2 separate regions of the Mus musculus genome follow, and region 2 is linked to region 1. A link is a loop called in an ENCODE intact Hi-C map of the cell type or tissue named here. Cell type or tissue: left cerebral cortex. All regions are shown on one strand. Links, peaks and the distances in the headings refer to the core of each region. The heading gives the core; the rest is flanking DNA.

Region 1 (6,345 bases), core at 2,099-4,598:
CTCTCTCCTTCCTTCCTTCCTTCCTTCCTTCCTTCCTTCCTTCCTTCCTCCCTCCCTCCCTCCCTCCCTCCCTCTCTCTCTCTCTCTCTCTCTCTCCTTCCTTCCTTCCTCCCTTCCTCCCTCCCTCCCTCCCTCCCTCCCTCCCTCCCTCCCTCCCTCCCTCCCTCCCTCCCTCCCTCTTTCTTCCTTCCTTCCTTCCTTTCTTTCTTTCTTTCTTTCTTTCTTTCTTTCTTTCTTTCTTTCTTTCTTTCTTTCAATTTATTTATTATATGGAAGTATGCTGTCACTGTCTTCAGACACACCAGAAGAGGGCATCAGATCTCATTATGAATGGTTGTGACCCACCATGTGGTTTCTGGAATTTTAATTCAGGACCTCCAGAAGAGCAGTCAGTGCTCTTAACCGCTGAGCCATCTCTCCAGCCCCCTACCCTCATTTTGAAAGTTGTAATCCTAGTCCTTGGGAGACTGAGGCAGGAGGATTTTGAGTTTGAGGCTTCATGGTTATGTCCAAAACAGAAATGAAGAATAGACCTTTCAGGCAAACAGTCTTCTGGTTTGCACTTATGGATCTCTACAAATACTCTTGGCCACCCTGGCTCTGACTCCAGGAGACCTCCTGAGCAGCAGCCCTCACCTGGCTCCATGGGAGCCAGTAGACATCTATTTCACAGAGAGAAACCAAGGGCACTCTAGGCTAGAGGCGGGTTCTTAGCAGTGTCTCCGGCTCTCCTCACCCACTTCCCAGACACCTGCACTCCTGTTTTGATGACTTTTATTTTTCAGTTTAAGCGGCTACAGGGCAAGAGGAACCGAGGGAGAGAGGAAATCAACTTTGTGGAGATCAAAGGTGATGACCAACTCAGTGGGGCTCAGCAGTGGATGACCAAGTCACTGACAGAAGAGAAAACCATGAAGTCCTTCAGCAAAGTAAGTGTGAAAGACCATTTGGATGGCCTACTTGGAAGGCCTTGCACCTCATCTGACCTACTGTTCTCTAAATATACCTCTGTATATTTAGCAAATACTGTTGCCCATGGGAATGAAGTGTACACCAAGCTTCATGGGAACAAAGCTTGCCTTTCAGAACTTTACAGAATTTAACAGCTGTCCAGATGCTGGTGTGCTCTGGTTGTTGAGAATGAATGATTGGGTCGGTTTCCCAGCTGCTGTGTATGTCTCTTCCCACTGACCAGCCAGCATCTACAGATGCTCTCTAATCACACCAGTCTCCATGCTACTAATGTGGGAGCTGGCTCAGCCTATCTTTGGGGAGTGGGCACAGCAGATCTTCAGAGGTTCTAGGCCCTGGATCCCAAGCATGCTGCTCTTCTTTTGCTACTTTTTCCATAGTTTGTTGTAGCTAACCTCTGTCTCTGGTTGTTCTTGTTTCCCACACTAAGGGCCGTCCCTGTGCTCATTTTCTTCAGTCAGTATGCTGAAAGTATCTTCACTTAGCAACTGAATAGTATGGATACTTATGAGCTTGCCATGGGTGGGGTAGCTGGATATGAGCTGCATGCCAGCAACACCAAGGTCGAGGATTTTATGACACCCCACCACCACCAATTTGGTTTTTCTTTGTTCTATGGTCACAGATGGCCTTCCAGACCCCCATCATTTATTTTAACTGAATGTTGGCGGTCATACAGGATAGAGCAAAGAATTGTGGTTAGAGCAGCATAGATCTATCATTGTTTACTGGAAAAACCACTTAGGAGAAAGGGCTTTGCTAGGTTGGGCTTGAGAGGCATCATCACAGGCAGCTGCTGGTGTGTGCTTACTGTGGGAGGCATGAACGTCCGTGTGTATCACCTTCAGTTGTAACGTTACAATTACAGTTGTAATGCATTGAGTAGCAGTGTTAGAATCTGGTCTTTTCCCAGCTTCAGGGTGTTGTCCCATTTCATTTTGTTGAGCTTGCTTTTTAAGAGAAGAAAGGATAGAGTCCCCTCTCTCCCCAAGAAGTTGACAGCAGAGTTGGGATGAGATTTAAGGACACTTGAGTGTAAATGATTACAGTGCAAATTGATTACATAAGTGCTGAGGAGACTCTGGGGAGGAGTTCTGAGAGTTGGGTGGGGCTGGCGAGAAAGCTTCTAGCCCGAGACAGCTCGGGCAGAGGACAGAAAAACCACACAGTGAAAGCTCAGACCAGTATAGATCTTGACAGTAAATCGTTCGCATCAACCTGTGGTTTGGAGTTGAATGTAGTTACTGATGGAGGTTGGAAGATAGATCGAGGAAGAAGGAGCTTGTGAACTTTGTTGTCCCAGGGAAGTGGTTGACATGTCATAGGATAGGACAGTACAGATTCGGTCAAAGATGATGGATGGATGAGGGTTTAGTAAGTGGTAGGTAGGAGCCAGACCAGACATTTGCCCAGGCTGGAGAGAAGAGGACAGAAATGAAGAAGGTTTAAGAGGCAGATGGATAGAAAGTCTGAAGAGAGGTCAGCAGATCACATGCCTGTGGTATAAAAGCTGTCCTAGACTCACTACAAGCTAGTGTCCACAGGCGGGCTTGAGGGAGAGTGGGGTTATCAAAGAGACAGTGACTCCTGCCCTGACTTCAAAGAGTAGCCAGCCTGTTGGGGATTAATGGGCTGCTTCTAGCAAGCATTCTCATTTTAGATTTGTTTTTCATAATGGCTCTAATAAAATGTTAGCTTTATAAGTATACAGACACAAAAGCAGCTCCAAGTTCCCTTGTTCTCCCTAAAGATTTGGGCTGTATGTCTAATGCTTTAGTTTGTCAGCTTTATACTGTCTAGGCATATGAGAGATTTATGTCTTTCCATCTGTGAATTAAGGACTGCTTTTTGTTTTTCTTTTTACTTTCTCTTGTAGAAGAAAGGTGAACAGCCAACTGGCCAGCAGCGGAGGAAACACCAGATCACATATCTGATTCATCAGGTGAGGATGCTCAGGGCTCACAGCATTCCATTAAACTTGGGGATGGGAGGGAAGTTAATACAGCCGGAGCCAGGCACCACCCTTTTGGTAGGCATACTCTCTTGTTCTCCATGTGGCCACTAGGGGGAGGCTGTGTTCTTAATATCATTCCCCCCTGCCTCTGGTTCACAGGAGTCTAGTTCCGGTATTTAGTGAAATCATGTTATGTAAGAGGGTAGTGTATTATAGGGTTCTTTTGGGGTTTTTTGAGGCAGGGTTTCAAGCATTCCAGCCTAGGATGACTTTGAGCTTCTGATTCCCTTGGGTCTGCCCCTTGAGTGCTGAGATTTATGGCATGTTATGGGCATGTGTCTCTCTGGTTTCCAAGGTGCTAGGGATAGAACTGAGTGCTTCCTGGAAGAACTCTACCATCTGAGCCCCATCCTTTTTATTGAAGTTGATTAGTACATTTTATTTATTGTTTGTGTGTCTGTATTTACATAGATGTGTACCACAATGTGAGTATAGCGGTCAGGAAAATTTCACTGTTTTTGTTGTTGTTGTTTCTGTTCACCATGCAGGTCCCAGGGGTTGAACTCAGCTATATCAGGCTTGGTGGCTGCCACCTCTACTCACTGAGTCCCCAGAAGGCTTTTTCAATAGCAACTTTATCTGTTTTATTTAAAAAAAACAAAACAAAACAATCTGGGTCTGGGATGTCCAGTGGTACAGTGTGAGCTTAGTGTGTCCAAAGGCTGTGGGTGTGATCCCTAGTCAGTGTGCCCACTGTGACTCTCCCAACCCCTCCTTTGTGTTATAGGCTAAGGAGCGGGAGCTGGAGCTGAAGAACACCTGGTCAGAAAACAAGCTCAGTCGCCGGCAGACCCAAGCCAAATATGGATTCTAGGGCCCAGGGACTGATGGCCCAGGATCTCCGTTGGCACAGAGGCCCAGCCCCAGCATCACCTCCAGGACCCCAGCTGCTCTAAGTCCAGGACCTCTACCCTGAGGACTCAGCCCTTAGCTCTGGAGAAGGAACATATTTGATAGATTTTTCTTAACAAGTTAAAAAATGCAGCTCCTTTCTGTGCTGGGCTGGAAAGACTGGAGCGCTGCCCCGAGGATCTACGGCCTTGGTTGGGAGTTGTGCTCCTTGCAGCAGGGAGTGATGAAATGGTGAACTCTCCCACCATTTTTTTTTTTTTTTTTTTTTAAACAGGGATGTCTGTTGAAATAAAACATTGAGTGTGACAGATGCTGCCTACAAGGTGTCTGGATCTCAGAGTTGAGCTTGTGCAGAGGGCCCTGCCACGCACCCCAGGGGCTTCTCCGTGCTTTGCTTCCCCCTTTGCCCACGTTATCCTCTGACCACCCAGGACCTGTTGGTGTCTTACCTGGGACAGGATGGTATCAGGTGTGTGATCCCAAGTACAGAGTATTGCTGGCCTCGGTGTCTCAAGATGGACTTGTCAGTGTGGGTGTGGTGCGGTATGCCTGTGATTTTAGCATTCAGGAGTTCAAGGCCAGCCTGAGTTACAAGACCCTACCTTTAAAACACAAAGAAAAAAAAAACAGTAGATATAAAGGGACACCTAGCAGGTTCTGGCAAAAAACCTGTCCCCAGAGTGAATCAAATTTACACTGAGGTCAAGGGCATGGACTGATTTGGAGTAAGTTGTGTTCATCACATGGCACGCTCTAGGTTAATCTGCAAGCTAGGCATCGAAGTTGGAGGCTAGAGAGCTCTCCATGGAGACGTCAAGATCTCTGCGTTTTGAGGGAGGAATATGGAAGGGAATACGGGCTAGGAGCTGTAAGGTGCTATGTGCACACCAGGGACAGTATGCAGTGCAGTGTCTTCCTTTCAGTTCAGGCAGGGCTCAAGTAGGGAGTATCACAAAGTGTACAGCGTGCATGAGTCAGCTGCCAGGGATCTGAGAGAGCCCTACCTGCTCTTCAGGAATGGCGTGATGGCGTGATAAAGACTCCCGAGCCTGTCAGTTCTAGGCAGAGGAGCTATGCAGGGCACCGGCTTTGGCCCACTGCAGGTGGGAAATACCTGGTAGGGTTTAGTAGTGTTTAGCGTGCCTCGACAGGCAAGCCTATGGCCAGAGGAACAGTTTGAAGAGGTTGTGGTGGGACTAGGGTCCGGTAGACTGAGACATCTCAGTTTCTGGTTCTGTGTGCGGAGGTAAGTTGAGGCGTCTGTTTCTCATTAAGTACGTTGTAGGGTTTCATCACTTACAGGAAAACTACCAGCTTATCTGAAATCTGACCTACTTCGGGTTGGAGCCAGACAGGGCTCTGAGTCCCACAGGGACTGTAGTTGTTCCGATGTGTACATCCAGCCATTCTCAGCAGGGAGCATCAGCTCCAGCTATATCCCGGTGTCCACTGAGGTTCAGGGCCAGGGCTGAGGTCCACCTCCCATTGGGGATCTTGAGAGCCCTTTGTGCCAGGTGCTCTCTGGGCCTGGCGTACTCTAGGTGCAGCTCTTCACATCTGTGTTGTTATCACCCTGTCTGTTCAGTAGCTTCTCTTCAGAGTCTGTACTGTGATGTAGTAGGAAGTGCCTTACCCTACAGGGAAGCAGGAGGTGGGCCTTTTACCTTCAGTTCTCAAGGGGTCTGCATCTACCTTTTTAAAAAAATGTGTTTTGAGATAGTCACTACAGCAATTGGGTTGGTCTGGAGTTTACTATATAGCCGAGGCTGACCAAACCTAAATCTTGTATCCTAAGAGCTGGGATTATAGGCATGTACCACTACGCCCCCCTCTAGAAAAACATTTTTAAAACATTTGCCAGACTGGAGAGATGACTCAGGTTAAAATAGCACTGGCTGACCTTTTTTGGAAGACCTGAGTTCAATTCCCAGCACCTTCAGACACACACACCAGCAAAATATCCATACACATAAAGTACAAAAGATTTATGCATATGTTGTTGTACCTGCATGTATTCATGTGCGTATGCCAGGTGTCCATGGAAGTCAGGATAGGAAATCAAGATCCCTGGGACTGGAGTTAAGGATGGTTGTTATCTACCATGTGTGGGTTCTAGGAACCAGACCCCAGGTCCTGTGTAAGGGCAAGTGCTCTTATCTGCTAAGCCGCCTCACCAGCTCCCAGCCACATTTTTTGAAAGTCACTCTTTAATCCTACCAAAGATGACATTTTATTTGGTGGTTGGAATTTCTTAGTCACCAAGAGAAATGCTGGCACGTGTGTTAGTTCATACCTATTATTTCTGAACTTTAAAGGTAGAGAGGCAGGAGGATTACCATAAATTTAAGGCCTACAGTGTGAGCCTTAGTCTCAAAATTCAAAAGGTAGGCTAGGTATGGTGGCACACTAATCTCAATACTTTGGAAGGCAGGGACAGGTGGATCGCTGATTTCCAGGGCACCTAGGGCTACTTGGTGAGACCCTTTCTAAAAGGCACGGGGTCGAGA
Region 2 (5,423 bases), core at 1,253-3,752, 64 kb after region 1:
AATCCACACAGTAAGTCAAATTGCTTAATGGTGCCTGGTTTTCAGCTTCGATCCCAGCCTGCCTCTTATCAGTCAGTGGCCCTAGAAGCAACCTCCAATTCTCAGTCTCATTTTGGTTTAAACTCAGACTTTACTGGGATCGCGGTTTCACTAACAGCCGTGAGTTGAAGAACATCTGTTCGTTCCATTTCTAACTCCTTAACCTCTTAGGGGAGCTGAGAGAGAAAACTCTTCATATAACAGTTCTAGCTGGCAAAAAGTCCTTCTGAGAGCTGATCCTCGTCTTCCCGTCCCAATAAAGACTAACTAGGAATCAGTTGTGCTGCACACCTTCAACCCCAGCTCTTGAGAGGTGGAGGCAGGTGGATCTCTATGTTCAAGGCCGGCTTGGTCTACAGATAGAGTTTTAGGACAGCCAGGGTAACACAGAGAAACCCTGTCTGGAGACACCAAAACCAACCAACCAAAGACTAAGTTAAGTATAGGTGTTCTGGAGGGAGATGGGGGTTAGACGGACGTTGCTGGGGACTCACCCTCTAGTGTGTCCAGGCCAGATCCCAAGGACAGCAGGCTCATAAGCAAGTGTACTCCCCAGGGCCACAGAGCAGGCACTGCCATGACCTCAGCCCTGGTTGTCTTCCAGGTATCCTCCAGGGAGAAAGGAGGATGCAGACCCAGGTTCCAGTGTGAAGTGGCAGGGGTGGGGACGACGACGACACACAAAGGCAAAGGGATTAGAGATCTCAAATAGAGACCGCGGGAGATAGAAAAGAATTTCGGAACAGAGGAAACAAAGCCTGTGACAAGCAGCTAGAGACAGCCTCAGTGTGGTCCAGAGACAGATACTGGGACAGAGATGCAGATAGGAGTGGAGGAGCCTCAGAGAGGCATCCAGAGGGAGGATGATTCAGAACACAAAGATCCAGACAGTCCAGGCAGTCCTGAGGGGAGGCAGAGTGGAAGCCCCCGGTGAGCCCCGGGAGTGCCCCAAGGGGCGGCAGCGGGGTCCCGAGACACCCGCAGCACTCCACCCCGAGACACTCCGCGGACCTCCTGGACATGCAGACTTCCACTCTCGGTCGACCGGCCGCGGCTGGTGGGGCAGAAAGGCAGGGACCTCGCCCAGCTCCCGCCCTTTCCAGAAACGGATTGGTTTACGCCGCCGCCCGCCGACTTCTCTGTTCTCTCCGCCCCTCCCACCAAGTCAAGGGAAAATATTTAGCCTGTCAACTGAGGGAGGTGGGGGACAGATGTGTTGGGGAAATAAGGTTGGGGGCCAAGAACTGAGCTCTGGAACCCCTCTCTCTGTCTCAGTTTCCCTCTCTCCCCCATCCCCACCCCCCCAACCCGCTCGCTGCAGATCTGGAGGGAGCGGCTGGGCTCCCTGGCTTGATTTGCAGGGGAGTTCTGGAGTCCAACAGGTGTTTTGACATCTGCGGGGTAACTTCCCGCAGCCTGGACAGGTCGGACTCCACTGGTGAAACCTGAAGACCTCACCACTTCGACCTCACCACTTCGCCTCTCACAGCCCTTCCCAGCCTCCCGAGGCTACTTTGAACATACTTCCTTGGCGCGGGGTATGTCCCCGTCAAATCCCTTGGTTTTGGCTCAAATCCCTAGGAGACGAGTCGTTCTTCTCTCTGTGAGATTCCTCCTTCATTTGGTTACTTTTTTTTTTTTTGGTTTTTCGAGACAGGGTTCCTTTGTGTAGCCCTGGCTGTCCTGGAAGTAGACCAGGCTGGCCTCGAACTCAGAAATCTGCCTGCCTCTGCCTCCCATGTGCTGGGATTAAAGGCGTGTGCCACCACTGCCTGGCTCCATTTGGTTACTTTTAAGAACTCAGGATGCTTAGTGGGTCTCTATATATGTACTTATTCGGGGCCACTTGGAGGACAATTCATGATGGGATGATCTCTTAAACGCGACACTTATACGTGCAGTCAAGAAGGCCATTGCGCAAGACTTGCCATTTAGTGGCCTGGATGCTGGGCCTGAGACTTCCCAGGTTCACAAATACCGTGAGCCGATGGTTCCCAGCTCCCACGTCCGAAGAACTAAGAGATCTATTAATTTCTCCGCACAGAAATCGATGCTCTTGTCAGGACGGCGATCGATGCCAAGCTTGGTCTGCCTGGCCATGGCTCGGCTCTGGGGCCCCAGATGGATGGTTAGGATTGGGAACTGACCCTAAGACCAGAGGCACAGCTTAGAAAGGCTCAGAACTGCTCTTCTCCGCCCTCGAAGCCCCAGGCCGAGCGCAAACGCCGGGCGCGAGGGCTTCTAGCGCCACCCTGTGGTCTTTTGAGGACCGAGAGGTCTCCACTTTCCAATCTTCCTCCAATTGTGTTCTAAGGACTCTTCTCTCCCACTATTTTTCTCCCCAGGTTCTGCATCCAGCCATGCTGAGGCCCTCTCCCTTTCCTTACTAGGGTCTGGAGAGCGTTCACCTAACTTATTCCAAGTGACATGCACACCCTCTTAAGTAAAGTGCACCGTGAGGCTGGCTGGGATGACCTGGACTTCAACCCTTCCCTTGCTCAATTTCTCCACTTCCCCGCAAATCTGAAAATGCAGCTGTTTTACTGTGAGAAATAAGGTATCAGCTTCCTAGCTCCCCCAGCCTCAGAAGACACTTGTGAGGCAATCTATGGCAGCCCCCCGCCCCAGGTCTCCTGCAGCCGCGAGGGACATTAGGAAGGCGAGCTGGCATTAGGGCCTCAAAAGGGGAGGGGGCACTGGGGGCATTGGCAGGCGGGGCGGGGCGGGGCCGTGGGTGCCGCCCTCTCCTGGTGGCTAGTCTTTAACACCGCCCCGCGCACGTGTCGCGCGAGGCCGGGCGGCGGCAGCTAGGAGCGCACGGACGGCTGCGCGGCCCGAGCAAGGCGGGCGCCGCCGCGATGCTGCGAGGCCAGCGGCTCGGGCAGCTGGGCTGGCATCGCCCGGCCGCGGGGCTAGGCAGTCTGATGACTTCGTTGATGCTGGCCTGTGCCTCCGCCGCATCCTGTCGCGAGGTCTGCTGTCCCGTGGGCCCCTCGGGGCTGCGCTGCACCAGGGCAGGGTCCCTGGATACCCTCCGCGGCCTGCGGGGCGCCGGGAACCTGACGGAGCTGTGAGTGTGTGTCGTTCGGGGGAGGGGTGCGGGGTCAGGAGGGCACAGCCCTTCCCCGAGGGCGCGCACTCATTCACCTCTGGCTTGAGGGGTCAGGCTTGGCTGCTGTAGGAGACTGGCACGTGTAGCCTTTGGCTGTGCTGCGGCGGCTTCTCCCGCTGCCACCACCCTGGCAGAGCCGCGCAGTCACTGTCTGGATGTCGCTCAGGATTAAGGGTAGCTAACTGTGGTGCTGGTTTGGGGTAGAGCAAGACCGAAACTAGGTGGATTAGGCATTGGTCCAGCGATCTAGGATAAGAACCTTTTTGTGGGGTTCAATCAAGAGCCCAAGTTCCTAAGCCCATGGAGGAGTGGTTAGCTGTGCAGAATTTGGCAGTGTGGCACCTTTGCTATCTTCTTTTACTTAGGGGGAAGCCAGCCCCCAACCTCTTCCTTGTCATGCAGGGAATCCAGCTCTTCTCTGGATTTGTGATTGAGCTGGAGTTGGTGGGAGATGGTGAGGAACCAGCTTGGTGTCTGAGCTCTTTTTTCCTTTCCACTGACCACAAGTCTCCTTGATTTGGATGCGGGAAGCAGGGAACGAAACCCCTTTGCTTCTCTCTCTGCTCACCCATCTCTCCTTTCACCTTTGTCTCCCTTCTTGTATCAGGGAGTCAGGGCTGTTGCTGAGTGATTTTCCCATTTTCCAGGTCCAGAGCTGGGAGGAACCTTCAGCTCTGCAGTACTTAGACAATGTGCAATAATCGGTTACAAAATACTCAAGTACTTTGTAGCAGCTAGTGAGACCTTTGAGAGTATAATTGACCTGAAGGAACTCCGCATCACACAGTGATGGCTGGAAAATACTTGAGTATTCTGCACGCTGGTGGAGCTAGCAGCCTGCAGTGATTGGCACCGAGTTACTCGGGCATCTTGTGGTAATTAACGGAGGTACTCAATCTCTTTCTAATGGCCCTAGGGAGACCAAGAAGAGAGGAGATGGCCTTGTCTTGGTCTGGGTCTAGGCTCCTGCAGGATGGGATGGGGTTTGAAGTCTAGATGGTTACTCCCCGGCCTGTCCATTCAAACCAGAGTCCAGCCTCCTGATTGTTTCCATCAATGTTCTCGTTCTTCAGAGCCTTTCAAGACTCCAAGGGAGTCCAGCCCAGGGACAGGGGTAGTGGGCAAGCCTAGATTATTGAGGAAGAGGCTGGCAGGGTGGTGAGCTGAAATGTTCACCCCCCTGGGTGGGGCCTGATCCTCCCAACTCCTCCTGCACAATCCTCTCCCTCCTCCCTCACCCGCATAGCTAACAGGGAGCTAATGGACTCAAATAGACAGATTGATTATGAATCTGAACAAATGAGGCGGCATGAAGCACACACACTGCCTGACAGCTCACACATACCCGGCTACATAGATCTTCTTAGCAACTCCCTGGGTCTCTATAGCTTGAAACCCTTGGGGGCAGAACAGGGATCTGGACTCCCTCAACGTGGCTAGCAACAATTCCTTAGAACTCCAGGGGGAGGACAGACACATAGCCATCCTATGGGGAACAAGGCTGGGATCAGGGAAGCACAGGGTCCCTTGGACTGACTGGTTCCCTTACTCCTTTTTTTTTTTTTTTAAGCCAAGGGAAAGTTCCCAAACAAGTCTGTCTGTCTGTCTGTCTGTCTTTTGCCTCCCTGGTTCTCAGCCCTTATCTCTGTCTTGGGGTCTCCATCTCCTTATCTGTGAGTCCATCCACTCCAGGATCCTCTCTCCCTTCCTGGGTCCCTCACGATTAAGGAGGGGCTCGGGGAGCGCCCAATGGCTCTATGCTTCTTGCTTGGTTTGGCAAAGTGCTGGAGAGGAGAGAGTAGGGGTTGCTGTGGGGAAGAACCAAAGGTTTTGAGGGGGAAGAGTTCTGAGAACTGTTAGTGAGTCAAGAGCCCCTAGCACACGCAGGGATGGGGAAAAGAGGAGGCCATGGACATGCCCCCACAGAGGACATGTCATTACAGGGGAGTGTGTTCACAGGAACTCCAAGATGCCAGAACTACAAGATAGGACTGCGCCCACAGCCACTCCACCCCAAGGGCTGCTTGCTCTCTGTCTGTCTGTCTTTTGCCTCCCTGGTTCTCACCCCTTATCTCTGTCTCAGGGTCTCCATCTCCTTATCTGTGTCTCTTTCCTCCCCGCCCAGCCCACTGTCTTCTTACTGTCAGTCTCTTCTGGGGTTTTCACTCTTTGTTTATCTGCCCTTGCTCTGCCACCCACCTCCTCCAGCCTTCACTGTCTCACACTGTATCTCCGTCTCTCTTCACCTCCACACTCAGAGTCCATTCACTCC

Evidence for each region. Peaks named below come from ENCODE experiments on the same cell type or tissue, not always from the same donor. Only the 100,000 strongest peaks of a DNase experiment are listed, where the experiment ranks them.
Region 2: a loop joins it to region 1, with 2.1 times the contacts of the local background. A loop is called at or near these places in 10 of 42 quality-filtered maps.

Annotation. Positions count from the first base shown.
Region 1 is chr3:87,856,715-87,863,059 of GRCm38, reverse strand. It overlaps Prcc (papillary renal cell carcinoma (translocation-associated)), which reads left to right. Exons shown (of 7, transcript NM_033573.2): 5 at 786-929; 6 at 2,849-2,914; 7 at 3,714-4,157. The coding sequence ends at 3,800. Among named protein-coding and RNA genes, the nearest start is that of Sh2d2a, 13 kb to the right of the region's middle. In left cerebral cortex, for the core only: a CTCF peak has its summit at 3,035 (motif pointing right); a DNase peak (open chromatin) is centred at 3,051; H3K27ac peaks cover 229 bases.
Region 2 is chr3:87,792,619-87,798,041 of GRCm38, reverse strand. It overlaps Ntrk1 (neurotrophic tyrosine kinase, receptor, type 1), which reads left to right and starts at 2,880. Exons shown (of 17, transcript NM_001033124.1): 1 at 2,880-3,109. The coding sequence starts at 2,898. Insrr (insulin receptor-related receptor) reads right to left here and starts at 1,091. Exons shown (of 22, transcript NM_011832.2): 1 at 534-1,091. The coding sequence starts at 618. In left cerebral cortex, for the core only: a CTCF peak has its summit at 2,287 (motif pointing left); a DNase peak (open chromatin) is centred at 2,275.